Linked DNA regions of Homo sapiens: regions 2, 3 and 4 are each linked to region 1. A link is a contact called in ENCODE Hi-C or POLR2A ChIA-PET data. All regions are on one chromosome and are shown on one strand. The core of a region is the stretch at or near the end of the contact, and the rest is flanking DNA. Distances in the headings are between cores, read along the strand shown. Region 1 holds the start of FLYWCH2 (FLYWCH family member 2). Region 2 holds the start of ZNF598 (zinc finger protein 598, E3 ubiquitin ligase). Region 3 holds the start of ABCA3 (ATP binding cassette subfamily A member 3). Region 4 has its middle 25 kb from the start of ABCA3.

Region 1 (6,469 bases), core at 2,051-4,550:
TTTTGAGTGCCTTTTAAGCCTTTTTTGCATACTCAGAAACCAATCAGCATGCACTCCCCCATTCTGAGCCAATAAAAACCTCAGACTCAGCCACACTTGGGGTCTACACACCATGGCGGGGGGAACTACCCGACTTTGAGAGGGTCCCCTCTTCGCTGAGAGCTGTTTGTTAGCTCAATAAAACTCTTCACCCTGCTCACCCACTGGCTGTCAGCATAACCTCATTCTTCTTGGATGTGGGACAAGAACTCTGGAGGGTCTACCACTGGTAGGAAAAAGGCTGTAACACTGTAGCCCTCCACCCACCCCCAGAACCTGCCCAGGCAAGAGGAAATAGCAGTGGGCTGGGCCAGCCCTGAAGCTGAGGACCCAAGGGGGGCAGCGGGATTGAAAGAGCTGTAACATGACACAAATGGCGGAATGGGTGGGGTGTCTCCTGCACCGAGCCCAGGCCAAGGGAGGCCTGAACAGGGGTGCTGCTGGCCATGGAGGTCTCTGGCTGACTAAGGGGCACTGAAAAATCCTGTGTCATAAGTGGTTCTGAGACCAGAAAGTTTGAGAATTGCTGGACTAAGGAATATAAATTTTAAAACCAAGACTCACCAGGCACGGTGGCTCATGCCTGTAATCCCAACACTTTGGGAGGCCGAGATGGGTGGATCACAAGGTCAGGTGTTCAAGACCAGCCTGGACAACATAGTGAAACCCCGTCTCTGCTAAAAACACAAAAAAAATTAGCCGGGCTTAGTGGCGGGCACCTGTAATCCCAGCTACTTGGGAGGCTGAGGCAGGAGAATCACTTGAACCCAGGAGGTGGAGGTTGCAGTCAGCCGAGATCACACCACTGCACCCCAGCCTGGGCAACAAGAGTGAAACTCTGTTTCAAACAAAAACAAAAAGAAACAGAAAACAACCAAGACTCTTATCAGTCCACATGACAATACTCTGTGAATTCTCACAATGGCTGTAGGAGGTGGGTGCGTTATCACCCCCATTTATCAGGTGAAGACACTGAGGCACAGAGAGGGGATGTAATTGCTCATTCACACAGCTGGCAATTGACACAGCAGGGACTTGAACCCAAGCATCTAACCCCAAGCTTGTGCACTTCCTTGGGGACAATTTGGCTACATGTTTAAAAAGCTTTTAAAAATATTTGCCTCCTTTGACCTCTTTTAAGACTTTCAAGAAATCTTTGGCTGGGTGCGGTGGCTCACACCTGTAATCCCAGCACTTTGGGAGGCTGAGGCGGGTGGATCACGAGGTCAGGAGTTCAAGACCAGCCTGGCCAAGATGGTGAAACTCCGTCTCTACTAAAAATACAAAAAAATTAGCTGGGTGCGGTGGCAGGCGCCTGTAATCTCAGCTACTTGGGAGGCTGAGGCAGGAGAACCACTTGAACCCAGGAGGCGGAGGTTGCAGTGAGCTGAGATCGTGCTACTGCACTCCGGTCTTGCCAACAGAGTGAGACTCTGTCTCAAAAAAAAAAAATCTTTAATATCTCGACAGGCAAGGTGGCTCACATGTCTAATCCCAGCACTTTTGGAGGCCGAGGTGGGCAGATCACCGGAGGTAACTCCGGTTTGATACCAGCCTGGCCAACATGGTGAAATCCCATCTCTACAAAAATATAAAAATTAAGCATGATTACCGGTGCCTGTAATCTCAGCTACTTGGGAGGCTGAGGCGGGAAAATCGCTTGAACCCGGGAGGCGGAGGTTGCAATAAGCAGAGATCACGCCACTGCACTCCAGCCTGGGCGACAGAGCGAGACTCCATCTCAAAAAAAAAAAAAAAAAATCTTTGACATCAGAGATTCATATACAAAGATATTTATAACATCATCAAGTTAAAAACAACCAGTAGTCTGTGAATGATTAATAGATAACAGCAAATAAATGCACAAAGGTAGCTGGGCACGGTGGCTCACTCTTGTAATCCCAGCACTTTAGGAAGCCGAGGCGGGTGGATCACCTGAGGTCAGAAGTTCAATACCAGCCTGGCCAACATGGTGAAACCCGTCTCTACTAAAAGTACAAAAATTAGCCGGGCGTGGTGGCGGGCGCCCGTAATCCCGGCTACTCAGTAGGCTGAGGCATGAGAATTGCTTGAACCCGGGAGGCAGAGGTTGCAGCGAGCCGAGATCACGCCACTGCACTCCAGCCTGAGCGACAGAGCGCAATTCTCGTTTCTAAAAAAAAAAAAAAAGCACAAAGGCCTTGAATGACACCAGACAATGCCCGGGGAGATAGGATAGTGGGATGGGGGCAGCGGGAGCCTTGGTAGCGGAGTCCACGGTGGGATTCAGAGACCTGCAGAGCCAGGGCCGGGAGGGGCAGGGCAGAGGAAGGGCGTGCAGCGACGCTGGCATTCGGACGTGAGAAGGCGGAAGGTGCGGGAGGCCCCAGAGGATCTCGACCTGGACCCTGGAGCCCTGGGGCGGTGGCACATTCAGCGGCCGCTTTAGAGCGAGGGGGGCGGGGCGCGGAGCCAGGCTTAGGGGGACCAAGGTGGCCGGGGTAGTGGGGGCGACCCCGCGGGGCTGGGAGAGCCGCGGTGAGCCTAGGGGGCTGTGCGGGGGCCGCTCTGGACGCTGCAGCCAAGTGTCCCAGGAAAGCAGCGCCCAGGGCCCCACAGCTCCCTGTGCCCGGACCCAGCCCAGTCCCACTGCAGTGGGTGGCTGGAGGATGGCGAGTGTCCCGGGCACCCCTTGGGCCGGGTGAACGTGGTTGGGCACGGAGAGGGCGGGGCCCGTGGGCACGGGTGGGCCCAATGGGCCAGGGCTGGACCAATAACGAGAAAGGATGAATGGACAGGGGCTGAACTACAGAGAGAGGGCGGGACTATTGGGCGAGGGCTGGACCAATGGGCAGGGGCTAAACTAATAGACGAGGGCTGGACCAATGGCGCGGATGAGGCTGCTGCGTCGTCAAGGATGCAGAGCTTAAAGCAAGGCAGTGGCTTCCATGAGCCTAAACACCTTCCCTCCGCACGCTCGGTATCGCGACGGGGGAGAGCAAAACCTTTAAACAAATGCTCCAGTTTTCCCCGCAGAGAGCCGGAGTCAAATCCGTGAGGAAGCCCGGGGGTCGCAGTGAAGCCCAACCCACTGGTGCTGGGATAACCTCGCCCGCAACCCGGATCCAGGCCGCAGGTCCCCCGAGGCTCCGCCCCTGACGGCGACACTCAATCCCGGGTGTCCCCGCCCCCTTACTGAATTTTGGCCCCGCCTCCGCCCTCCGATTGGCCGGACGCCAGCTCTACGCCGCACGGGCAAGACGCGGAGGAGCGGCCCCAGCCAGAAGACAGGGCACCCGCGGCCTTGCTGCGCATGCTCGCGCTGTGACCCCGGCTTGAGGTAACAGCGCGAGCTGAGGCTGGGGCCCTTGGCGCGGAGGCTGAGGGACCCGCCGCGGCGCTGTCGCCGGAGAGGGAGGGCACCGCTGTCGTCGGTGAGGACGGGCCCTGGCGGGCGGGGAGGGTCCTGCGTCCTCGGCATGGACGAGTCCCCGGCCCGGCTCTCTCGGGGGTCCCGAGGGCTGCGGGTGCTGAGGAGGGGTCCGCGTCCTGGTGCTCAGGCCGCCTCCTGTGGGGTCTCCCGCGATTCCCTCTTTGCCTCTCGCCCCTCCTTCCCCACCCCCTCCAGTCCCTTGTCCAAAGCCTCAACACCCCCACACGAAGGAGGTCCGCACTCGCCCGCCGGTCCCTGGCCGTGTCCGCCGCGCCCAGCGCTGCCTTCCCGGCACCCCCCAACCCCCGCCGGCCTCGTCCCACGGTTGCAGCTCGGGAGGTCCCTGCAGGGACGGCAGCGAGTTGGAGGCGTGAGATACTGGGGCGGGGGAGACACTCGGGGCCTCAGGGTGTGGGTATTCTTGAGAGAGGAGAGAGCCGGGGAGCTGGGACCATTTGGGCGCAGCCCAGCCCGCGTTTGATGCCAATTGCATTGGGTAAAGGAGTGAAATAAAGATTCTGAGCCCTGGTGATTAGGGGAAGGAGCTGCCATGGCTGAAATTGCCATGGTGGGGAAGCTCCGCGCTGCACACCTTAGAGTAGCAGTTCTTGGCCTTCTTGGGGCAGGGGTCACTGCCGGTTTTTTAAATCTCCCTGTGAGGACGTGTACTGCACACCTTAGTGTCCCGTCATCCTGTCGGGGTCAATAACAGCCCCGCTGTGGACTGCGTGGAGCAGTAATTATTGGGGAGCAGCTGTCCATATCGTCTGGGAACTTTTGCGATGACTTCACCCTTGCCTGTCATCTATTAACAGCCCCTGATAAATTCACCACTATTTCCGTTACGCAGATGAAACCTGCTGGGAGGGTAAGGGATTTGTCCTCGCGGCTGAGGATGCCGGTGCTGGTGGACATTAGTGATGTTTCTCCCCCGTGCGTATGAAGATGATTCTGTGGGTCCACCATGAGGCACCAGGCAGGGGTCCTGTCGTCCAGAACATCGTCAGTGAGGGATTGAACCTTGTATTAGTTTCCTGTTGCTGTCCTAACAAATAAGGTGGCTTAAAGCAACACAGGCCGGGCGCGGTGGTTCACGCCTGTAATCCTAGCACTTTGGGAGGCCGAGGCAGGCAGATCACAAGGTCAGGAGATAGAGACCATTCTGACTAACATGGTGAAACCCCGTCTCTACTAAAAAAAAAAAAAAAAAAATACAAAAATTAGTCGGGGCCGGCGCGGTGGCTCACGCCTGTAATCCCAGCACTTTGGGAGGCCAAGGAGGGTGGATCACCTGAGGTCGGGAGTTCGAGACCAGCCTGACCAACATGGAGAAACCCCGTCTCAACTAAAAATACAAAATTAGCCGGGTGTGGTGGTGCACGCTTGTAATCCCAGCTACTTGGGAGGCTGAGACAGGAGAAAGGCTTGAACCCGGGAGGCAGAGGTTGCAGTGACCCAAGGTCGCGCCACTGCACTCCAGCCTGGCCGACAAGAGCGATACTCCGTCTAAAAAACAAAAACAAAAAAAAAACTCCGGGTGATTCTTAGGGATAGTGACATTGGGGAACTGCTGTTCATATGTTCATAGACTCAATTTACCTTTTTCTGAATATTTAACAACTTTATTGAGATAATTCACATACCGTGCAATTTACCCATTTAAAGTGTACATTTCGGCCGGGCGCGGTGGCTCACGCCTGTTATCCCAGCACTTTGGGAGGCCAAGGAGGGCGGATCACGAGGTCAGGAGATCGAGACCATCCTGGCTAACACGGTGAAACCCCGTCTCTACTAAAAATACAAAAAATTAGCCAGGCGTGGTGGCAGGCGCCTGTAGTCCCAGCTACTCCGGAGGCTGAGGCAGGAGAATGGCGTGAACCCGGGAGGCGGAGCTTGCAGTGAGATCACGCCACTGCACTCCAGCCTGGGCGACAGAGCGAGACTCCGTCTCAAAAAAACAAAACAAAACAAAAAAAAAAATATACAGTTCAGTGGCTTTAGTGTGATCACAAAGTTGTGCAACCCTCATGAAAATTCCTTTTAGGACATTTTCATCACCCCATAAAGCACATACCCACTAGTAGTCAATTCTCATTCTCCCCTTCCCCACCCCAATCCCGAGATAACCACAAATCTACGTTCTGTCTCCATAGATTTTCCTACTCTGTAGATTCTCTAGACTCTAAGTAATTTCATGTAAATGGAATCATATAATATGTGGTCTTTTGGGTCTGGCTTCTTTTACCGAGCATAATTTCTTCAAGGTTCATTCATGTTGTAGCATAGATTTTTTTTACTGCCAAATAATATTCCATTTTATACATGCACCACATTGTACTTATTCATTCATCCATTGATGGATATTTGGGCTGTTTTGAATATCCATCGAAACGTTTTGGCTTTCATGAATAATGCAACTGTAACATTCATGTACACATTTTTATGTGGACATGTGTTTTCCTTTCTTCCAGGCATATAGCTAGTAGTGGAATTGCTGGGTCATAGGGTAACTCTACATTTAACCTTTTGAGGAACTGCCAGGCTGGTTTCCAAAAATGGCTGCACCATTTTACATTCCCCTCAGCAGTGTATGAGGGTTCCAGTTTCTCCTCATCCTCACCAGCACTTGCTATTATCTGTTTTTTGTTTGTTTTATTATGTCCATCCTGGTGGTGTGAAGTGATATCTCATTGTGGTTTTGATTTGCATTTCCCTGGTGACTAATGATGTTGAGCATCTTCTCATATATTAGCCATTTGTATATCTTCTTTAGAGAAAAGCCTGTTTGGAGCCTTTGCCCATTATTATTATTATTGTTATTATTTTTTTTTTTTAGACGGAGTACCACTTTGATGCCCAGGCTGCAGTGCAGTGTAGTGCAGTGGCGCCACCTCGGCTCACTGAAATCTCCACCTCCCGGGTTCAAGCAATTCTCATGCTGCGCAGCCTCCTGAGTAGCTGGGATTACAGGCATGTGCCACCATGCCACCAATCCAAAAAAGAAAATAATTTTTGTAT
Region 2 (6,469 bases), core at 1,439-3,938, 870 kb before region 1:
AAGGAGCCCAGATGGGGACAGCAGCAGCAGGGAGCATCTTACAGAGGGCCAGGGCCATGGGGGACGGGAGCGGGGTGGGGGGACAGCAGAAGCAGGGAGCATTTTACAGATAGGGCCAGGGCCACGGGGGACGGGAGCAGGGCGGAGGGGGAGCAGTAGGAGTAGGAAAGCATGACCCAAGCCAGCATGTCACCCTCCTGACCTGGGACCTTGGGTAACTGTGGGCTGGCCCTCTGCGCCCCCTCCCACTGCCTGCCTGTAAGGTGCAGGTGGGCTGCCCTGGGGGGCTTGCAGCCTCATCAGGACTCCTGCAGTAACACCAGGGACCAGAGCAAGCTGGAGAGCAAGATGCAAACAGCAGGAACCGGCCCTTGAGAAAGACGCAGCCAGGAAAGAGGCCCAGAACGTGGGGCTCCACCACCCCAGGACCTCTGTCAGCCATGGCCAAGACCAGCGCCCCCACCTCCCACGGAGGGGAGCCTGCCTCGGCTTCCACCCTGAGCACCTGCCAGGGGTCAGGCCCATCTGGCTCCTGGCCTGAGCAGCAGCTGCAGCCTCCACAGGGAAGGCCTGGGTCCAGGTGTGTGGAACTAACAAGCACATGGAGCCAGCCGATTCCACACGGCATCCTGGACACTTTCCTCACAATTTTCGCAAAACCTTAGTCCCATAAGGGAGGCCAAGGCAACGCCAGGGTTCAGGAGTTGAGGGTTGCAGTGGGAATTCCTGAGCACGCATGGGACACAGAATATATTCAGGGGATGGTGCTGAACTCAGTAAGGAAAAAGGAGACTAGAGTGAGGCGGCAAGCTCAAGATGGGAAGAAAATAGAACGAATGCAAAGGAGAGGAGACCAGCAAACAGCAAACTTTCCAGGAGCCCCTCCTTCAGCCCAGTAAGGCGGGGTAGGCCCTAGAGGAAGCCGGCTGGGGGCACCCAGTGCCAAACCACACCCCGGCTGACAGCTCATGTCCGCAGCCCCCAGCCACAGAGCTCCTGGAGGGCGTGGGGCCTACAAGGAATGAGAGCGGGCAGAGGCTGCCACAGTAAGCATACGCAGATGTTCACTCATGTCTTGCATCAGACCTGCAGCCTGGGTCGGGACCTCACGTGCCAAGAACTCCTTAGCGTCTTCTTTCCGGAAGGAAGCTACAGGTGTGCTGGGAAACCTAGCTGTTGGAGAGTGAGGTCATGCTATGCAGGACTGGCTGGCAAGGCAGGCCCTGGCAAAGCCAGGAAGCGCCCTGAGGAAGCCACGGGCCAAGGTCCTCTGTGACTGTTCCTGCACCCCAGATCTCCCCGGGGTCTGGGTCGGCCTCCTCCTGTCACATGACAGACTGATAGAATCTCCAAATGTCTTTTTCCAAAAAGGGCACAGACTATAAGCCCACAAATTGCTCAGAGAATTGCAGCATCTCTTCAACTCCTTTGATGTAAACGTCTACTTAAAGAAAGAAAAGGAAAAAAAGAAAGAACCTACACCTCAATACTGCTCTGCATCACTTCTGGGGAGAAGAAAGTTAGATTCCTGGCAGATGTCACCAGCCGAAGCCTTCTATGAACAAACCGGGGGAATTTCACAATGCTGGAAGCAAACAAATCTCTAAGCTCAGCAAACCAACGGGCTCCAGCCAGGTGCCCACAGCCAGCAGCTGGCAGTGCAGTGAGGGTGGAGGAACGCTGCATGGTACCCTCTGACCCCTCCACGGCTTCCAAGTCTGTACAGTCAAAAACGTCTCCCATTCACTGCGGAGATGAGCGCCAAAGGCGGGGGGCGGCGGCGAGGAGGAGGACAACTTCCTAACACTTTTCTCCCTTCCCGCCAAGAAGCGCGAGGGGGCCTTCCCCTCCGACGGGCAGGTCTCCTTCCGAGGCTAGTGTCACCTCCACTCCACAGAGGAAAACGTCAGTCTCGGAAGGAGTTTGCTCAGGGTCATCCAATGGGGGCCCAGAAACACAGCTGGGCTGAGAATGCCCAGAGTTTGACGCCCTGCTTCCAGGACGGATGGCCTCCGCAGAGTCCCCCTTGCCTTGTTTCCTCGAATGGAGGACCCTGGAAAATAAACTCCTGAAGACGAGCAGGTCACCGAGTTCTCCATCTGATCAGGACCCTTCCTGAGGCCCGGCAGGAACCCCCGGGACACGGGGGAAGTCCCCAGGCTGTCCCCACAGGGCTTGCCCCCTCCTGCAACCCGCTCGGCCGCCTCCGGCCTCCAAGCCCCAACGCCCCGCCGTCAGCCGCACGGCCGGGACCCCGCCCTGGGTGGCCCCACCAGGCCTCTCTCGGAAGCCGGCGCCGCCGGGCCCACGGCCGGACCTCAGTGAGGCAAAGTCCCCATCCGGTCGCCGGGAGCCCCGCTGCCCCCGGGCCGCGCCCCCGGCGCCCCGCACCTGGCGCAGCTCCTCGCGGCACACGGCGCAGTAGCGCTGCTCGCAGAGCACCCGCATCTTGGTAGAGCAGCGGTAGCACACCGGGTGGTCGCAGCGGCCCCAGCGCCGTGGCCTCCAGGTCTCCGCAGCACAGCACGCAGCTCCCGCCTCCCCGCTCAGGAGCTGCCGCCGCCTCCGCCTCCATGTCCGCGCGCCGCCCCTCGGCGCCCCCCGGCCGCCGCCATGGTCCGGGATCCGGCCCCCCTCTCGGCCGGTCGTGGCGCCGAGCGGCCTGGCTCCCGGCGGGCCCGCCCCTTCCGGGCAAACGTCACCGCCCCACCCAGCAACGGGCCCGCCCGGCGCAAGTGCGCGTCGCGACTTCCGCCTCAGCGCGGCGCCGGCTAGAGCGGTGGCCCTGATAGAGGCCGCTCTACCATGAGCCGACCGCTCGAAGGTCCGCGCGGCCACGCGGCCAGCCCCGGGCTCCTCTGGGCCACGCGTGTCACGTCAACACTCGCCGGGCTCCACGAACTGGCGTTGTCAGATGAAACACGGCACAACTGGTTTGCATCTCAGATGAACAAGGGGTCATGTCTTAGTGTAAGTATAGCCCAAATATTGATGGGCTAGGCTCATACTAAAATGCTGCTCCTTATCTGAAATTGACATTTAAGTGGACCTGCCGTATTTGTATTTGCTAAATCTGGCCACCTTATTAGGAAACCGGTCTCTGGTATTTGGAACACACACAAGCGTGGTCCCGCCTCCACTTCCCTAATGCCCTGTTTAAATCCCTACATGAAAGACAACGTGAAAGGCAGCACGTGGTGACGTCCATCTCGCAGCCCAGGGCAGTCTCGCCAGGCCTGCCCAGAAGGGGCCTCTGGAAGGCACGAACGGAACCTGTCCTCTTTACGCTGGGCCCAGCACAGGACGTGTTTGGATGGATGCTGCAGTAACAGGGCCTCCTCCCTACCCTTGAGGGCCAGGCACACTCAGGACCTCCCTCCCTCTGCCATCCAGAAGGCAGGTCCAGATCTAAACCCTACTGGAAAAGAGGCAGTAAATTGTATCAATGAGCCTGAACTTTACTTACTTTATTTGAGACCGGGTCTTGCTCTTGCTGTAACACAGTGGTACGATCACAGCACACTGAGGCCTCAACCTCCTGGGCTCAAGTGATCCATGCCCAGTGAACTTGGACTTTAGAAACAGACACAAATGGGCTTGAAACCCCAATTTTGCCACTTGAAAAAAGCTGTCAGGCACAGTGGCTCAAGCCTGTAATCCCAGCAGTTTGGGAGGCTGGGTGGCCCGGATTGCTGGAGCCTGGGAATTTGAGACCAGCCTGGCCTACACAGTCAGGCTCCATCTCCACAAAAAAAATTTTTAGGCCGGGCGTGGTGGCTCACGCCTGTAATCCCAGCACTTTGGGAGGTTGGGATCACCTGAGGTCAGGAATTGGAGACAAGCCTGACCAAAATGGTGAAACCCCATCTCTACTAAAAATACAAAAATTAGCCGGGCGTGGTGACATGTGCCTGTAGTCCCAGCTACTCGGCAGCCTGAGGCAGTAGAATCTCTTGAAACCGTGAGGCAGAGGTTGCAGTGAGCCGAGATCACGACAATCACGCCACTGCACTCCAGCCTTGGCAACAGAGCGAGACTCCATCTCAAAAAAAAAAAAAAAAACACACACGACTAGAGTGCAGTGGCGTGATCTCGGCTCACTGCAAGCTCCGCCTCCCGGGTTCACGCCATTCTCCTGCCTCAGCCTCCTGAGTAGCTGGGACTACAGGCACCCGCCACCACGCCCTGCTAATTTTTTTTTTTTATTTTTAGTAGAGACAGGATTTCACCATGTTCGCCAGGATGGTCTCGATCTCCTGACCTCTTGATCCACCTGCCTTGGCCTCCCAAAGTGCTGGGATTACAGGCATGAGCCACTGTGCCTGGCCAAAACACACAAAAATTAACGGGGCGTGGTGACATGCGCCTGTAGTCACAGCTTCTCGGGAGGCTGAGGCACGAGAAACGCTTGATCCCAGGAGGCAGAGGTTTCAATGAGCAGAGATTGCGCCCCTGCACTCCAACCTGGGCCACAGAGTGAGACTCCATCTCAAAAAAAAAAAAAGAAAACTGGGAAAAGTTATTGTAAGGATGTAAGAAGTTCAACATCTTGGCTGGGCGCGGTGGCTCACACCTGTAATCCCAGCTTGAAATTGGCACTTTGTGAGGCTGAGGCAGGTGGATCACGAGGTCAGGAGATCAAGACCATCATGACTAACGCGGTGAAACCCCATGTCTACTAAAAATACAAAAAGAAATTAGCCTGGTGTGGTGGCGGGCGCCTGTAGTCCCACCTACTCCGGAGGCTGAGGTAGGAGAATGGTGTGAACCCGGGAGGTGGAGCTTGCAGTGAGCCAAGATTGCGCCACTGCATTCCAGCATGGGCAACAGAGTGAGACTCCATCTCAAAAAAAAAAAAAAAAAAAAAGGCCACAAACTTGGCTTAAAACACACAAATGTATTATCTTTAGTTCTGGAGTCCAGACTCTAACGTGGGTCACACTGAGCTAAAATCAGGGTGTCAGTATCACTGCATTCCTATTTGGAGGCTCCAGGGGAGAATCTGCTTCCTTGCCTTTTCCAGCTGTTAGAGGCTGCCCGAACTCCTTGGCTCATGGCTGCTTTCTGTCTTTCAGAGTTGACTCTGGGGGAGGCCAGTGGTCCAATCTTTTTTTTTTCTTTGAGATGGAGTCTCTGTCGCCCAGGCTGAAGTGCAGTGGCACAGTCTTGGCTCACTGCAACCTCCACTTCCCAGGTTCAAGCAATTCTCCTGCCTCAGCCTCCCGAGTAGCTGGGACTACAGGCACCCGCCACAACACCCGGCTAATTTCTTTTTGTATTTTTAGTAGAGACAGGGTTTCACCGTGTTAGCCAGGATGGTCTCCATCTCCTGCCCTCATGATCCACCCGCCTCGGCCTCCCAAAGTGCTGGGATTACAGGCGTGAGCCACCCCGCCCAGCTTTTTTTTTTTTAGGTGGAGTTTCGCTCTTGTTGTCCAGGCTGGAGTGCAATGGCACAATCTCGGCTCACTGCAAACTCCGCCTCCCGGTTCGAGCAATTCTCCTGCCTCAGCCTCCTCAGTAGCTGGGATTACAGGCATGCGCCACCACGCCCGGCTAATTTTGTATTTTTAGTGGAGACGGGGTTTCTCCATGTTGGTCAGGCTGGTCTTGAACTTCTGACCTCAGGTGATCCGCCTGCATTGGCCTCCCAAAGTGCTGGGATTACAGGCGTGAGCCACCACGCCCAGCCGCTAATCTCCTATTAAAGCCAGCTGGCCTGATGTGGTGGCTCAGGCCTGTAATCTCAGCACTTTGGGAGGCTGAGGCAGGCAGATCACTGGAGGTCAAGAGTTCGAGGCCAGCCTGGCCAACATGGTGAAACCCCATCTCTACTAAAAATACAAAAATTAGCCGGGCATGGTGGTGGGCGCCTATAATTCCAGCTACTTGGGAACCTAAGGCAGGAGAATCGCTTTGAACCCGGGAGGCAGAGGTTGTAGTGAGCGGAGATCATGCCACTGTACTCCAGCCTGGGTGACAGAGCAAGACTCTGTTTCAAATAAAATAAAATAAAGCCAGCTAATTAGCAACCTTAATTTTATATTCCCTGGTGTGGTGGTGCGCACGTGTAGTCTCAGCTACTCGGGAGGCCGAGGCAGGAGGATTGTGTCAGTCCAGGAGTTCTGAGGATATAGTGGGCTGTGTCAGTCAGGTGTCTGCACTAAGTTTGGCATCGACTTGGTGACCTCCTGGGAGCAGGGGACCACCAGGTTGCCTCAGGAGGGGTGAACTGGGCCAGTTTGGAAAGAGAGCAGGTCAAAACTCCTGTGATCAGTAGTGGGATCACGCCTGTGAATAGCCACTAGACATCAGCCTGGGCAACATAGTGAGACCCTGCCTCTAATCAACCATTTTATCTACAGCCTAATTCCCTCCTACTATGTGGCATAAATATTCACAGGTTGCAGGGATTGGGGGCGAACATCTTTGGGGGGCTACTGTTCTGCGTACACACATGGGTGAAGGC
Region 3 (6,469 bases), core at 132-2,631, 540 kb before region 1:
AAGGGAGAGACGTCGTCCTGTTTTTCAGGTAGAGTTAGCAAAGGTTCAATTTAAAAGAAAAATTATCTAAGAAGTTAAAAATGAAAGTGTGGGGGAGATTCCCATGACATCCATTTTTATCTATTTTTCCCTTTCTCTTACATTTCTCATGAGGCAAACTTTCTAAAACAGTCTTAGTCTTTTCAAGTTTACAAAAGGCAGCGCCCAGACTATCTGAATAAAATGACGGGATGCCCAGGAGAAGAGTGAACCTCTCCCACGTGCTCCCTGCCTGGGCTCCATGCTGTCGCGGGGTCTCGGCTACTCACTCAGCGGGCATTTCTGGAGTTCCAGGAACACAAACCCCAACAAGATCCAATCGACGCCTTCCCGGAGTGCACAGTCCAGGACGTAACCCGGAGAACAAGCGGCAATTACCCCCTGAGGACATGGCTTCATCTGTGCGACAGACACCAAGCGCCTTCCCCACGCCCCTGACCATAAGGCCGTCCCGGCCCTTCTGAAGCGTGGAGCCGGCTTGGAACAGAGCCAAGACACACGGACGCGATGCACACAGGCGTCCTGACCGAGGGCGCCGAGAACGCGGCCTCCGGCGACTGCCACAAGCCCCTCCGCCTGGACTAGCGGCTCCCCTTTCCCGTTCCCACACAGTGGAGGGCGCAGCAAACGCCCGCCGCGGACCGTGGGCCTTGGATTCGGATTTGGAGGCTCCTCGGAACCAGAGGGTGGGAGCAGGCGGAATCCAACCCGGGCGGCTTTGCCACCGCGCGCCCGGCATCCCTGCGGCCGGAAAGCGGCGCCATCTCCGCAAGTGCGCGGCGGACGCCTGCATCCCTCGGGGCCGGGGCTGTCGGTCGCTACATATCCACCTTCTGGGCGCACACAGAGGGCCCGGGCCGTGCCGAGTCTCCGCAGGGTCGAGCTTCCCCGCGCGGCGCGGGCTCAGGCACTGCCCGCAGTGCGGGACACGCCCAAGGCTCGGATGGGAGCCGACGCTGAGGGAGCGGCACCTGCAGGGAGCGCCCGGAGCCGAGGCCGCGGCAGGAGGGGCGGGCGCGGGCGCGGCCGGAGGGGATGCGGGGTCGCGGGAGGGGCCCGCAGGCCAGGCCGGAGCTGGGGGGGGCCCGAGGCCCGAGCTGGCCGGCGAGGGTGGGAAGGGCGGACCCGGGTGGGGACCGCAAGCCCCGGGAACGAGCGCGCGAGCGGCGGGTCCCGGCGGCACTCACCGAGCCTGGGCGCCGGGGCGGCGGCGGCCGGCGCGCGGCCCTCTCGCGGGGTCCCCTCCCTCGGCCACCCGGGCTCCGCTCCAGCCTCGCAGTGGCGGCGGCACTGACAGCTGCGTGGCCGCCCTGGAGGGGAGGGTGCGCCTGCAACCCGCTACTGGCGGACGCAGCGGCCGCTCCGGCTCCTGCAGGGGGCGCCGCGGATGGCGCGTGCGCAGTCGGCCGCCCCTGCAGGTGCCCGGTCCACCCCCGGCCGCCTCGGCCGCTCCGGCCAGCCCAACCCCGCGCCTGCGCGGTGCCCCCTGCATGTCGCCCATGCCCGGCAGAGGGCGCTCTGACTTGCGCGTGCGCAGTCAGCCACCCTGCGAGTACGCGGTTCGCACCCGGCCGCGCGGCAGCCCGTGCTTGCGCACTGCTCTGTGCCCGCGCCTATGTCCAGCAGGGGGCGCGCAGCGGCGGTAGCCGAGCGAGGGCGCGGTGGCCTCTGACAGGAATGACTCTGCGCACGTGCGTTTCGCAGCAGTGGAAGTCTTCACACCCGGAAACTCGACTTTGGCCGTTTCTCCATTTCTCCTCACGCACTGTCTTTCCTTGGGCCCTCGTCACTCCTGGCACCGGGGGAAGGGCTTCCCCGCCTCTGGCCGGGCGCTGGGGCGCGACCGAAGGCGAGGCGGCGGCGAGGAACCTTCTGGAATTCGGCCGTCGGGGCAGGCGTCGAGTTTACAGGAGAAGGCGCGGTGTCCCGGGATGAGCGGAGTCGCCCTCACTTAAGGAGCGAGGGAGGCCTCGGGGGTCCCCAGCCGGGTAGGAGTCACCTCAGGCAGGAGGGCCCGGCCTTGTCGGGGTCACCTGGCGGGAGGGTCCCGGGGTGGGGCGGGGCCGCCTGTGAGGAGGGTCCAGAGAGGGTCGGGGTCACCTGAGGGGAGGGTGGGGGGGTTCGGGGATGGTTGGGGTCACCCGACGGGATGGTCCGGGGAGGGTCGGGTTCACCTGAGGGGAGGGTCGGGGAGGGTCCGGAGAGGGTCGGGGTCACCTGAGGAGGTGGTCCGGAGAGGGTCGGGGTCACCTCACGGAGCGAGCGGAACGGGGTCACCTGGAGGGAGTGTCCAGGGCGGGGGCCCTGCAGGGAGTCGCCTGCAGGGAGGGTCCCGGGCGTGTCACATTAGGCGGTCCCAGGGACGGGTCGCGGTCTAACGGGACGGGAGTGGGGAGGTGGGTCGGGGTGTCCCTGGGCCGGACCGGGTCGTGGGACTGGGTCGCCCCAGGCAGGAGAGCCTGGGAGGGGCGGGCCCCCTTGGCGTGGCAGGGAGAGGTGGAGTGAGGGACTCCCGGGCTCCAGCATGAGGGCGGGCGCCGCGCGGGGCCGACAGTTGCCGCGGGCCGGGGCCAATGGGTCCCCGAGCGCCGCCAGCGGCCGGACCACAGTGAGGTGCGTCCGTGGTCCCGGCGCCCCGGGTGAGGGAGGGCTGCTGCCGGTCCTGCCGCTGGGAGCCGCCTGCGACCCGCACCGCCAGCCCCGCGCCCAGCCAGCCGCCGGCACCACGACCCGACGGCCCCGACCTAATGCAACGCCCCGGGCCGGGGGCGGAAATCGCCCACCCCCAAGAGTCCTGATGGAGTAGGGTTTGAGCGGCTCGTTCCCCATTTTACTGTGTACATAGCACCTTTCACTCTGATGATGTTCTGGATAGCCCATTCCGCGAGCAAAGGGACTTCGTCAGGTTCATGCCTAGATCCAGGGTCCTAGAGTGCCTGGGGCGGAGGAGGCTCATGCTAAATAATTTGTTCAGTGGAATCACAGAGACCTGGCTTCAGATCTTGACCCACCAATTAATGTAGACATGTCATTTTATCTTTCTGAGTCTCAATTTCCTATCCCTAAAATTGAAATTATAATAATAGTAATTAATAATAATAGCAAACTCAAAGGTTTTTTGTTGGTGTATTCTTTTCTTTTTTGGGTCAAATGAGAAAATGCATGTTTAAGTGCTTACTACAATACCTGACACATAAATGCCAAATAAATGGTAGTATATAATGTGAGTATAGCTAGGGATTTACATAGCCTAGTCTCCGTAATGAGCATACAGGGGGAAAAAAAACCCCAAACAATTGAATGCAGTTACAGGATGGGTGGGGGAGTGGATTATTAATGCGCTGCAAACATCCTAAAAACCCCCTTTCCCCATCAGTCTTCACAGACTGCAACACCCCATCCAAAATGTCTTCCCCATTCTCTGCTTCGTCCCAGAAAATGATGTGAACTTGGCTGCTTGGCCCTGTCTTCACCCGGTCATATCCTCAGTCATTTTTCTTTCCAAAACCAATCCTTGCCATTTCCAAATTGAATTTGTTAGACCTTGCACGTTTTTCCGGCCTTTTCAAAACTGGATCCCAATTCTCTGTAACCAAATCCAGTACCAGAACTGGCTGACTCAGAATTTACCTTAGATGGAAGATAGGGTAGGAATTTTGGAAGAAGGATGACCTTACAGATCAAGACAGACAATTGCAGGGTACTAATTTTATATCTTTTTTCTTAACTCTGCCAGGTTAATTGTTAATTATTATAATCACAATCATGAGGTGGGAGGGTGTGAAGGCCACTGGGAAAAGTATCTTATGCCCAAAAATTTCAGGCTCTGAACTGTTAAAAAACAGTTGCCCACAGTGAGCTGGACCCTTTTGATGCCCTTCAACAATCCCTGGATAATTCATCACATTGTGCTCAAGGCCCACTACTGAAAAAATAAAGCAAACCTAGATGCTCCACCTAGTCATTTCTTTCCAGATGGAGGCCCAGATAAGGTCATAATTTCTTCAGAGTCACCCAGTAGAGCTGAGATGACAACCTCCGTGTTCAGGCTCCTGGACTCTACCCCTCTCTTATATGGAAACACTCACATCCATATACCATGAATACATGCTGAGAAATTGAAGGATACACTCCTTGAAGTTACTATGGTTCAAACATTTCTTTTCTCTCAAGATTGATGGTAAACATTATAGTGGATGGTGACACTCATAAACAAATCTTACAGCTTCACAAAAGGCAGTAAACCTAGCCATTATACTAGTCGGCTAGATATAATTAAACCAATAAGCTCCCAATTCTTTGAAGGGGTACAAATACTATACCCTATCTATCTATCTATCTATCTATCTATCTATCTATCTATCTATCTATCTATCTGTCTATCTATTGTATCGTACAACAGTACCCAAATTGCTGATATTCAATACAGTATCTTAGAATAGGGCTTCTTTGATTGTTTCCCTGGGAATGATGTTATAATTCAGAGACGCATTGTAGACCAAGGGCTGTACACATATTCTTTCATTCAGTGATTGGGAAGCATTATATTGTAATGGTTAAAACTGAACTCTGGCCATATTGCCTCAGATTAAATTCCAGCTCTTAATGTCTTTAGGCAAATTACTGGACCTTTCTGTGCCTTGGTTTCCTAGTATAAAATGAGGATTGTATAACAATTCCTCACAGAATTGTTGTGAGGATTAGATGCATTAAAACATGTAAAGTACAGGACTTAGAAAAGTCCTTGGCATTCGGCAAGGGCTCAATAAGTGATCTAAGCATTATACTGTATGCTTTGGAAACAAACGCATGAACATTTTTTTTTTTTGAGACGGTGTTTCACTCTTGTGGCCCAGGCTGGAGTGCAATGGCGCAATCTCGGCCCACTGCAGCCTCCGCCTCCCGGGGTCAAGCGATTCTCCTGCCTCAGCCTCCCAAGTAGCTGGGATTACAGGCATGCGCTGCCATGCCTGGCTAATTTTGTATTTGTAGTAGAGACGGGGTTTCTTCATGTTGATCGGGCTGGTCTCGAACTCCCGACCTCAGGTGATCCACCACCTCGGCCTCCCAAAGTGCTGGGATTACAGGCATGAGCCACTGCACCCGGCCCAACAAATGAAATTTATGTGTTTTGAAGGATCTCACAAAACAGAGTTGCTTAATTCGATTTAGTTTTCACTGTGTGCTTACTATATGCCAGATGAAACTTGAAATAAAAATGTGAATAAGCCACCATCTATACTTTAATAGAATTCAGAGTGCCCAACAATATGTTGTTAGAAGCAAAGATACAGCAATTGAAGACAATACAGACTATGAGTTGCAAAAATGGGCATTAATACATGGACTATCTCAATTATTCAGGGATTTCCTTTGTACTATTAAGTAGTACAGAAACTATAAGTAAGCTGTTTCCTAACTATATTTGTCTAAACCAAATCACTCGCTTTAAAATAGTTATTTTGCTTAGGTTTTAAACATTTAGAAATTTTGAGGAGATGATTTTTATGGATGATTTGCATGCTCTCAAATTAATTTTAAATTTAACAAGTGTTACATGAATATATTCTTGTTGAGAAATTCAAACTAATAGGCAAACCAAAATTCTTTGTAACCGCCATCCCCTTCCCTGATTTCCTCTCCATGGTCATAGTTTGGTAAATAAGCTTCTTAAAGTTTTTTAAATGTATTTGCACACATATATAGATTAGCCTATACAAGTGTAGCATTATTTATCATTTTTCCATAAATGATATTCTGTGGGCATGATTCTTCAGTTTTCTTTTCAGAAATGAAAATTGGACATTTGACATTTGAACCTCTCTCCTGTGTTTGGAAAACTCTCCATCAATGTGATACAATGGTGGAAAGCGGGGTCTAGGCTCAATGGAACAGGTGCTTTTGCAAATGTATTACAGGTGTTTTCCCCAGGTTGTCTGTCAGCTTTTTACCTTTTTTTCAAAGAAAAGTTGTTTTTTTTTATGTAATCAGATTTATTAGCCTGTTTCTTTATAGTTTCCAGGTTATAGGTCATACTTATTTTTTTAAAAAAGTCCCCACTCTAATAATATAAAAGTGCTTTTATAATGAAATTTTATATGTTTAAACTTTTATCCATCTGGGGCTTATTTTGCTGGAGTGAGCTAGCCAATTTTCTCAACACTTAAAAACATTAATCATTAAAATCTCAGTTTACATATAGTAGAATTCACTCCTTCTCCTAATAATAATATAATTAATTATAATTATAAAAGTGCTTTTATAATGAAATTTTTTATGTTTAAACCTTTATCCATCTGGGGCTTATTTTGCTGGAGTGAGCTAGCCAATTTTCTCAACACTTAAAAACATTAATGATTAAAATCTCAGTTTACATATAGTAGAATTCACTCCTTCTGGTTATAATTCTGTGAATCTTTGTTGTTGTTTG
Region 4 (6,469 bases), core at 1,833-4,332, 520 kb before region 1:
CTCTACATGCTATTGTAAAAGTATTCTAATAATATATAGGGCATAAAGTGAATAGAGATTTTTCCCTCCAAGCTTCAGTGCCACTCAATGGGGATAATAATTTTTTTTTTCTTTTCCTTTTTTTTTTTTTTTGAGATGGACTTTCGCTCTTGTTGCCCAGGCTGGAGTGCAATGGTGAGATCTAGGCTCACTGCAACCTCCGTCTCCCGGGTTCAAGCAATTCTCCTGCCTCAGCCTCCTGAGTAGCTGGGATTACAGGCACCCGCCACCACGCCTGGCTAAGTTTTCTATTTTTAGTACAGATGGGGTTTCACCTTATTGGCCAGGCTGGTCTCAAACTCCTGACCTCAGGTCATCCGCCCGTCTTGGCCTCCCAAAGTGCTGGGATTACAGGCATGAGCCACTGCACCCAGCCTGAGTGAGGATAATTCTTTTAAAAGCTTTCAGTTCCAGGAGTTTGAGACCAGCTTGGGCAACATAGTGAAACCCTGTCTCTACAAAAAATAAAAAATTAACCAGGTATGGTAGTTGATGCTTGTAGACCCAGCTACTTGGGATGCTGAGGTGGGAGGATCTCTTGAACCTACAGTGAGCTATGATTGCACCACTGCACTCCAGCTTGGGTAACAGAACGAGACCCTGTCTCTAAAAAAATAAAAAATAAAAATGCCCTCAGTGGTAAAATGTGGGGAAATCACTGTTTTGAAAGTTGTGCTTCAGCCGGGTGCAGTAGCTCATGTCTGTAATCCCAGCACTTTGGGAGGCCGAGGTGGGCGGGTCACTTGAGGTCAAGAGTTTGTGACCAGCCTGGCCAGCATGGTGAAATTTCATCTCTACTAAAAATACAAAAAAATTAGCCGGGCGTGGTGGCACATACCTGTAGTCCCAGCTCCCTGGGAGGCTGAGGCAGGAGAGTGGCTTGAACCCAGGACGTGGAGATTGCAGTGAGCCGAGATCGTGCCATTGCACTTCAGCCTGGGCGACAGGCCAAGACTCCATCTCAAAAAAAAAAAAGAAAAGAAAGTTGTGCTTCATGCTTGTCTGGTATCCTAAAATACTATGTATTCTAATTCAGTTACCTTATACATATGAGATTATGAAATTTCTTTCTTTCTTTTTTTTTTTTTTTTGAGACAGAATCTCGCTCTGTTGCCCAGGCTGAAGTGCAGTGGCGCCCGTAATCCTAGCACTTTGGGAAGCTGAGGCAGGCGGATTCCCTGAGCTCAGGAGCTCAAGACCAGCCTGGGCAACACGGCAAAACCCTGTCTCTACTAAAAATGCAAAAAATTAGCCGGGCATGGTGGTGCGACTTGTAATCCCAGCTACTTGGGAGGCTGAGGCATGAGAATCACTTGAACTCTGGAGATGGAGGTTGCAGTGAGCCGAGATCAGACAGAGCAAGACTCCATTTCAAAAAAAAAAGAAAAAAAATCTAGATGAAGGAAAGAACCCAAAGAGATCAGTGGAGGCCCTAAACTGCTTTTGATCAAACATTCATCATACTAGGGGAAATCGAATGCTCGTTTTCATAGACTTGTAAGGCACAGAGGGAAAGAAGAAAAAGTTAAGTCCCATTCAAGGTGGGGTGTATATCATGAGACTATCTCCCCTTAAATCTAGGACCCCATATGCTTACATTGTAGTGGTGGTACTTAATGTAAGGTTGTGCTGGATGTAAACATGCCCCCGACTGCCTGAATGTTGCCTTGGAACTGAGCACAGCAGGGAGGGTCCTAGCTCTGAGATTTGTAGCTCAAATTCACATCACTTGGCTGTCAAAAAAAAGGAAGGAAGAAAGAAGGAGAGGAGGGAGAGAGGGAGGGAGGGAGGAAAGATGGAAGGGAGGGAGGGAGGGAGGGGAAGGGAAGAAAGAAGGAAGGGAAGGAGGGGAGGGAGGGAGGAAGGAAGGAAAGAAGGAAGGGCAGAGGGAAGGGAAGAAAGGAAGGAAAGGAAGGAATGAAAGGAAGGAAGGAAAGAAGAAAAGAAAAACCCCTCGAACTGTGAAGTGGGACAGTGGGACTCAGATTGACAGATGCAAATATATATTTTTCCTGGAATAATGTACCCTCCTTCTGTATCTCAAGACTCACCACAAGAGTATCAAGGTCAGTGAGCAAACATACTAGGAAACAGGACACCAAGGATGATTATCACTATGACAACAGACAGCAAAAACAGACCTGGAAAGATTCCAGATAATGGAATTATTAGTCTCGTGTTATAAAATCCCTATGTTTAGCTGGTTTGAAGAAATAAAAGACAACGTAAAAGGATTTATAGGTAGCATGTCATTATAGTCACCTAGCAAATTTGGGGAGAAAAAAGGAACTAGAACTTCTAGAAATGAAAAATAAAATAATCAACATGTAAAACTCAGGCTAGAAACAAGCCTTGAAAGGATAAAAGTGAACTTAAACTTCCTACAAGAACAAAACTCATTCTTTAATGAAAAACCACAAGGCTTGATCCAGGTCTCAGATCATGTGATCAGCACTTAAATTCTCTTCCTTCTTAGCATTACTTTCTTGATGCCCCAAGATAGTTGCTAGCAGTTCTTGGGACTATAGACTTCCCAGTTAAAGTTATGACTTGAAATAATGAGATTCATGTCCCTTAACTTACCTCCCTTATTTTCTGTCTCTCTCTGCTCGTGTATTTGCAGAACGAATGCTGGAGTTAATGGAGCAGTCAGCTGTCGATCTTAAGTCTCCTTAAGTAGAAAGCGGGCAGCTGGGTAGCCTTTGCCTTCACACCAGCCACTCACTGATGGGATTTTTCTCTCTGTAGTTTTAGGCTGTTCTTCAGTGTCTTTGTTTGAACGTTATATAATTGATGATCCCAAAGCTTTCTACATATTGGCAGGAATTGTTTTTGACCACAGCGTCAATGACAGCAATGGATCTTTGCCACTTGCGGTAAGAACATCCTTTCTCTAACAATTGTACTGTGCTGCCGAGACTTGAGCATGTGTTCCTTCTGCAGTCTTGTTGGCTGACCTGCCCCCGGCTTTTCTCTGTGGCAGCTTTGTCATCTTATTTCCAAAGGAGATATGCAAGGGCTCCTGTGTTTCATGTCTTACAACCTAGACTTTGAGGTCCCTTCCAGTTTTCAAATTCTTTAGAAGGCTTGTTGTGAGCAAGCCTTTATCCTGAGGGTACAGGATGGCGTATATTAAACTGCCTGATGACAGATGCAGACTACAAGATCAGCCTCCACAGACTTGCATTCCAGCCCTGCAACTCACCAGCTGTGTAACCTTGGAAAAACATTTCTGGGCCTCGGTGTCCTTATTGTTGTGAGGGCTAAAAGAGTTTTATGCCTATAAAGTGCTTAGAACAAAGCCTGGAACAAAATAACTTTCCAGAAGGATTAGTTATTGTTGTCATTACTAATAATCTTATGGACTTCAGATATGGTATGAGTGTGAGTTTGTTTAAGGAAAAGTTCATGTTGTAAACATGGGAATATTTGGTTTATGTTCTGGGATGGGAAAACCACTCATGTATAGCTTTTGTGTTGTACAGTGTATCTGATGATTAATTGTTGGAAGTTGCATGGGCTATTGGTAGATGGAGAGAGACATGTTAATAAAATAACCAACAATGTTTTTCAAGCATTTATTAATGCTAGGCAACACAGATACCATCTGGTTCAATCCTACTGTAGCCTATGAGGTAGACGTTGTTAATATCCCCATTTTACTCATGAGGAAACTGAGGAATGAAGTTTATGTAATTTGCCCAAGGTGTCAAGGCTATTCAGTAGGAGATTTGGGGTTAGAATCTGGGTGGTCTGGCTCCAGAGCCCTTGCTCTGAACTGTTCTGCAGCACACCATTCCTGAAGGGGGCTCAGGAGCGGCTGTATGTTTCCCAGGCTTGCACCACGGAGAATTTCCAGAGTACACAGGGAAGACCACTGTTGCAGCATGGTCTCCCAGGGGACACCTGCCAGTGTGGGCATCCTTCATCCTGTTACAGCTGACATCAAGCACAGATTTGTTCTGTCCTGTGCCTTTGCTGAGTTTCAGGAGTTCATAACCGAATTTGTTTTCTCTTTGTTCTTCATAGGTTAAGTATCAATTGCGCTTCAGTTACTTTCAGAAGAATTTTATACTGGGGAAGAATATATTTTTTCAAGATGACATAGAAGGCTGGTGCACATCCTTTCTTTACCCTCCCAATCCACGCCAAGAACCCCGGGAATTTCCATTTGCTGTTGGGGGAAGTCCTGGTGAGAAAGCCCCGAAGCTTGTGCGTGTTAAGAGCATGGCCGTGGCTGGGCGCGGTGTCTCATGCCTGTAATCTCAGCACTTTGAGAGGCTGAGGCGGGTGGATCACCTGAGGTAGGGAGTTCGAGACCTGACAAACATGGAGAAACCTCATCTCTACAAAAAATACAAAATTAGCTGGGTGTGGTGGCTCATGCCTGTAATCCCAGCTACTCAGGAGGCTGAGGCAGAATTGCATGAACCTGGGAGGCAGAGGTGGCGGTGCACTGAGACTGGGCCATTGCACTCCAGCCTGGGCAACAAGAGCGAAACTCCGTCTCAAAAAAAAAAAAAGAGCATGGCCACTTTTGTTGTTTTGTTTGTTTTGCTGCCAGCACATAAACTAGCATTTCAGAAGAGGTTGAAGGAGTTACATTTAGAAATGTGACATTCAGTAAACTGCTTACATTCTAGAGCAAGTAAAAACAGTAGTTATGGATTTGATTGTAACAATATTGAATTGTTTGGAGGAAGGATGGAAACATTTTACTGGAACAAGGAGTGCAGGGACCAGTGGGTGGCCAATTTAGCAGTGACATTTGTCATCATGGAGGAAACATGATCTGTGCTTTATGCATGTTTAAGATTTTCTCGGCTTCCCTTTTCCACCTGCAAATACCACTCCTATTTGGTTATTTTATTTTATTTTGAGATGGAGTTTCATTCTTGTTGTCCAGGCTGGAGTGCAATGGCACAATCTCGGCTCACTGCAATCTCTACCTCCCAGGTTCAAGCGATTCTCCTGTCTCAGCCTCCTGAGTAGCTGGGATTACAAGTGCCCACCATCACACCTGGCTAATTTTTTGTGTTTTTAGTAGAGATAGGGTTTCACCATGTTGGCCAGGCTGATCTCGAACTCCTGACCTCAGGTGATCCGCCCACCTCGGCCTCCCAAACTACTGGGATTACAGGCATGAGCCACCACTTTTGGCCCTATTCTATCTTTTTAAACACATGTCCTGTTCAACACGCATGTCATATTGTATGATCTATGTCTAACATGCCTCCATTACAATCTCCACTGACTGTATCCTTTGCATTTCATCCGTCTCATTTAATTTAATGAAGAAGAAACAGAAGATAATCATCCACACTCTTGGGACTCTCTGCATGTCTGTGCAGCTCCAAAGAGTCTGTTCCTGCTTTGGGGGAATCCCTGAACTCTTTCTGGCCTGTTCATTGGCTGATGCTTCACTTTGATTTTATTTACTCTGACTGATGCTTTTAGATCTTGCCTTGATTCTTATTCCATCCTCCCTGCCCCATCTGCAACACTGGTGCAGAATCCCAGTTCCTGTTCTTCAGGCCTCTTGGTCTTGGCTGGCCCTCTCCCTTTCCCTCTCATGAATCTCCCTATCTGCATTTCTAGTCTGGGAAAATCTCCTTTTCCCTGTCTGTCATTCAGGATAAGAGGACAGAAAATTAATGCCAGAAGGTTGGAGTTTTTCCAGGAGTTCCTATTTGTCCCAAGGGCTGGCATGTGGTCCCAAAGCCAGGTCCTGACTCCTGGCTGCCATAGTCCTCTCTTCTTGGGGAGCCATGCTGACTTTCTGCTCTGTCACCCTCTGTTGAGGGTGAAGGAGAGAGCCTTGCTGAGTGGCTGCTTTGCATCTGCTTGCTCTCTCCCATGCAAAGGGGTCTAACTGCACCTGACAGAGCAAACACCTAAAACTTGGCACCCAGTACTCCCTGGATCTGCCTGCGTTGCCCAACTCTCGCTTCTGGCAACCCCAGGTTCCTAGAGAAGTACTGGGGCAACACTGACACCTGTGCATCCTCTGTCCTTCACAATAAGCATCACATTCCCGACTGAAGGCCCATGGGCCAATCCGCTCTTGAAAGACTCATGCTCTCCCATTCACTTTAGATTTTTTGGTCTTCCTTTTTGTGAGGGGTTTAGGGTGAACATCCTCTAGGCAACTAACTTTTCTTAGAAAATTAAGCTGGTAATCTACATCTGTTGTAGAATGGCTCAAATATTGGCTTGAAGCCTCAGGCCTTTGTGCACACTAAGTGAGAGTCCAAGTCCGAGTACTTACAGTTTTGCATAATTCTAGAAAAGATCCAGCAGTTCTGCAGTGAAAATACTCCTACACACAATCAAGAATATGTAACCATTCTGAGAATTTATTACCAACAATTTGTTCCTTCTTTTTCCTGGACAGATCTGAGAGTCTGCCTAGGTCTAGGCCATCTGAAGA

What was found. Hi-C counts contacts between places; a loop is a spot of excess contacts on that map. ChIA-PET counts read pairs that join two places held with the same protein, here RNA polymerase II (POLR2A). Pooled maps may share reads with other maps.
Region 2: a pooled map shows a loop between it and region 1 (4-fold over the local background). The contact joins the promoter of ZNF598 here to the promoter of FLYWCH2 in region 1. A Hi-C loop is called at or near these places in 1 of 37 single-sample maps with no recorded cell type and 2 of 50 pooled maps. POLR2A ChIA-PET finds 5 or more read pairs at or near these places in 2 of 52 experiments (HEK293 and activated B cell).
Region 3: a pooled map shows a loop between it and region 1 (18-fold over the local background). The contact joins the promoter of ABCA3 here to the promoter of FLYWCH2 in region 1. A Hi-C loop is called at or near these places in 1 of 168 maps with a recorded cell type or tissue (CD4-positive, alpha-beta T cell), 1 of 37 single-sample maps with no recorded cell type and 5 of 50 pooled maps. POLR2A ChIA-PET finds 5 or more read pairs at or near these places in 4 of 52 experiments (CD8-positive, alpha-beta memory T cell, OCI-LY7, WTC11 and 1 more).
Region 4: a loop to region 1 is called in a pooled map, with 3 times the contacts of the local background. The contact joins the enhancer-like site here to the promoter of FLYWCH2 in region 1. A Hi-C loop is called at or near these places in 1 of 50 pooled maps. POLR2A ChIA-PET finds 5 or more read pairs at or near these places in 5 of 52 experiments (CD8-positive, alpha-beta memory T cell, HEK293T, WTC11 and 2 more).

Annotation. Positions count from the first base shown.
Region 1 is chr16:2,879,915-2,886,383 of GRCh38, forward strand. FLYWCH2 (FLYWCH family member 2) reads left to right here and starts at 3,301. Exons shown (of 4, transcript NM_138439.3): 1 at 3,301-3,452. RefSeq lists an enhancer at 2,218-2,718 and silencers at 2,447-2,916, 3,417-3,586, 3,677-3,736.
Region 2 is chr16:2,007,133-2,013,601 of GRCh38, forward strand. It overlaps ZNF598 (zinc finger protein 598, E3 ubiquitin ligase), which reads right to left and starts at 2,689. Exons shown (of 14, transcript NM_178167.5): 1 at 2,606-2,689; 2 at 2,493-2,604; 3 at 2,392-2,491. The coding sequence starts at 2,615. LOC124903626 (a long non-coding RNA gene) reads left to right here and starts at 2,753. Exons shown (of 2, transcript XR_007064941.1): 1 at 2,753-2,970; 2 at 3,176-3,456. It also overlaps the pseudogene RN7SL219P. RefSeq lists enhancers at 1-515, 2,415-3,363, 2,888-3,047 and silencers at 1,988-2,057, 2,068-2,497, 2,588-2,807, 4,898-5,093.
Region 3 is chr16:2,339,347-2,345,815 of GRCh38, forward strand. ABCA3 (ATP binding cassette subfamily A member 3) reads right to left here and starts at 1,382. Exons shown (of 33, transcript NM_001089.3): 1 at 1,227-1,382. It also overlaps the pseudogene ABCA17P. RefSeq lists silencers at 1,003-1,062, 1,233-1,692.
Region 4 is chr16:2,362,894-2,369,362 of GRCh38, forward strand. It overlaps the pseudogene ABCA17P. Among named protein-coding and RNA genes, the nearest start is that of ABCA3, 25 kb to the left of the region's middle. RefSeq lists an enhancer at 4,032-4,381. Within about 2 kb of position 3,083, at least 2 of the 41 ENCODE cell types and tissues checked have a DNase peak (open chromatin) inside an H3K27ac peak, as active enhancers do.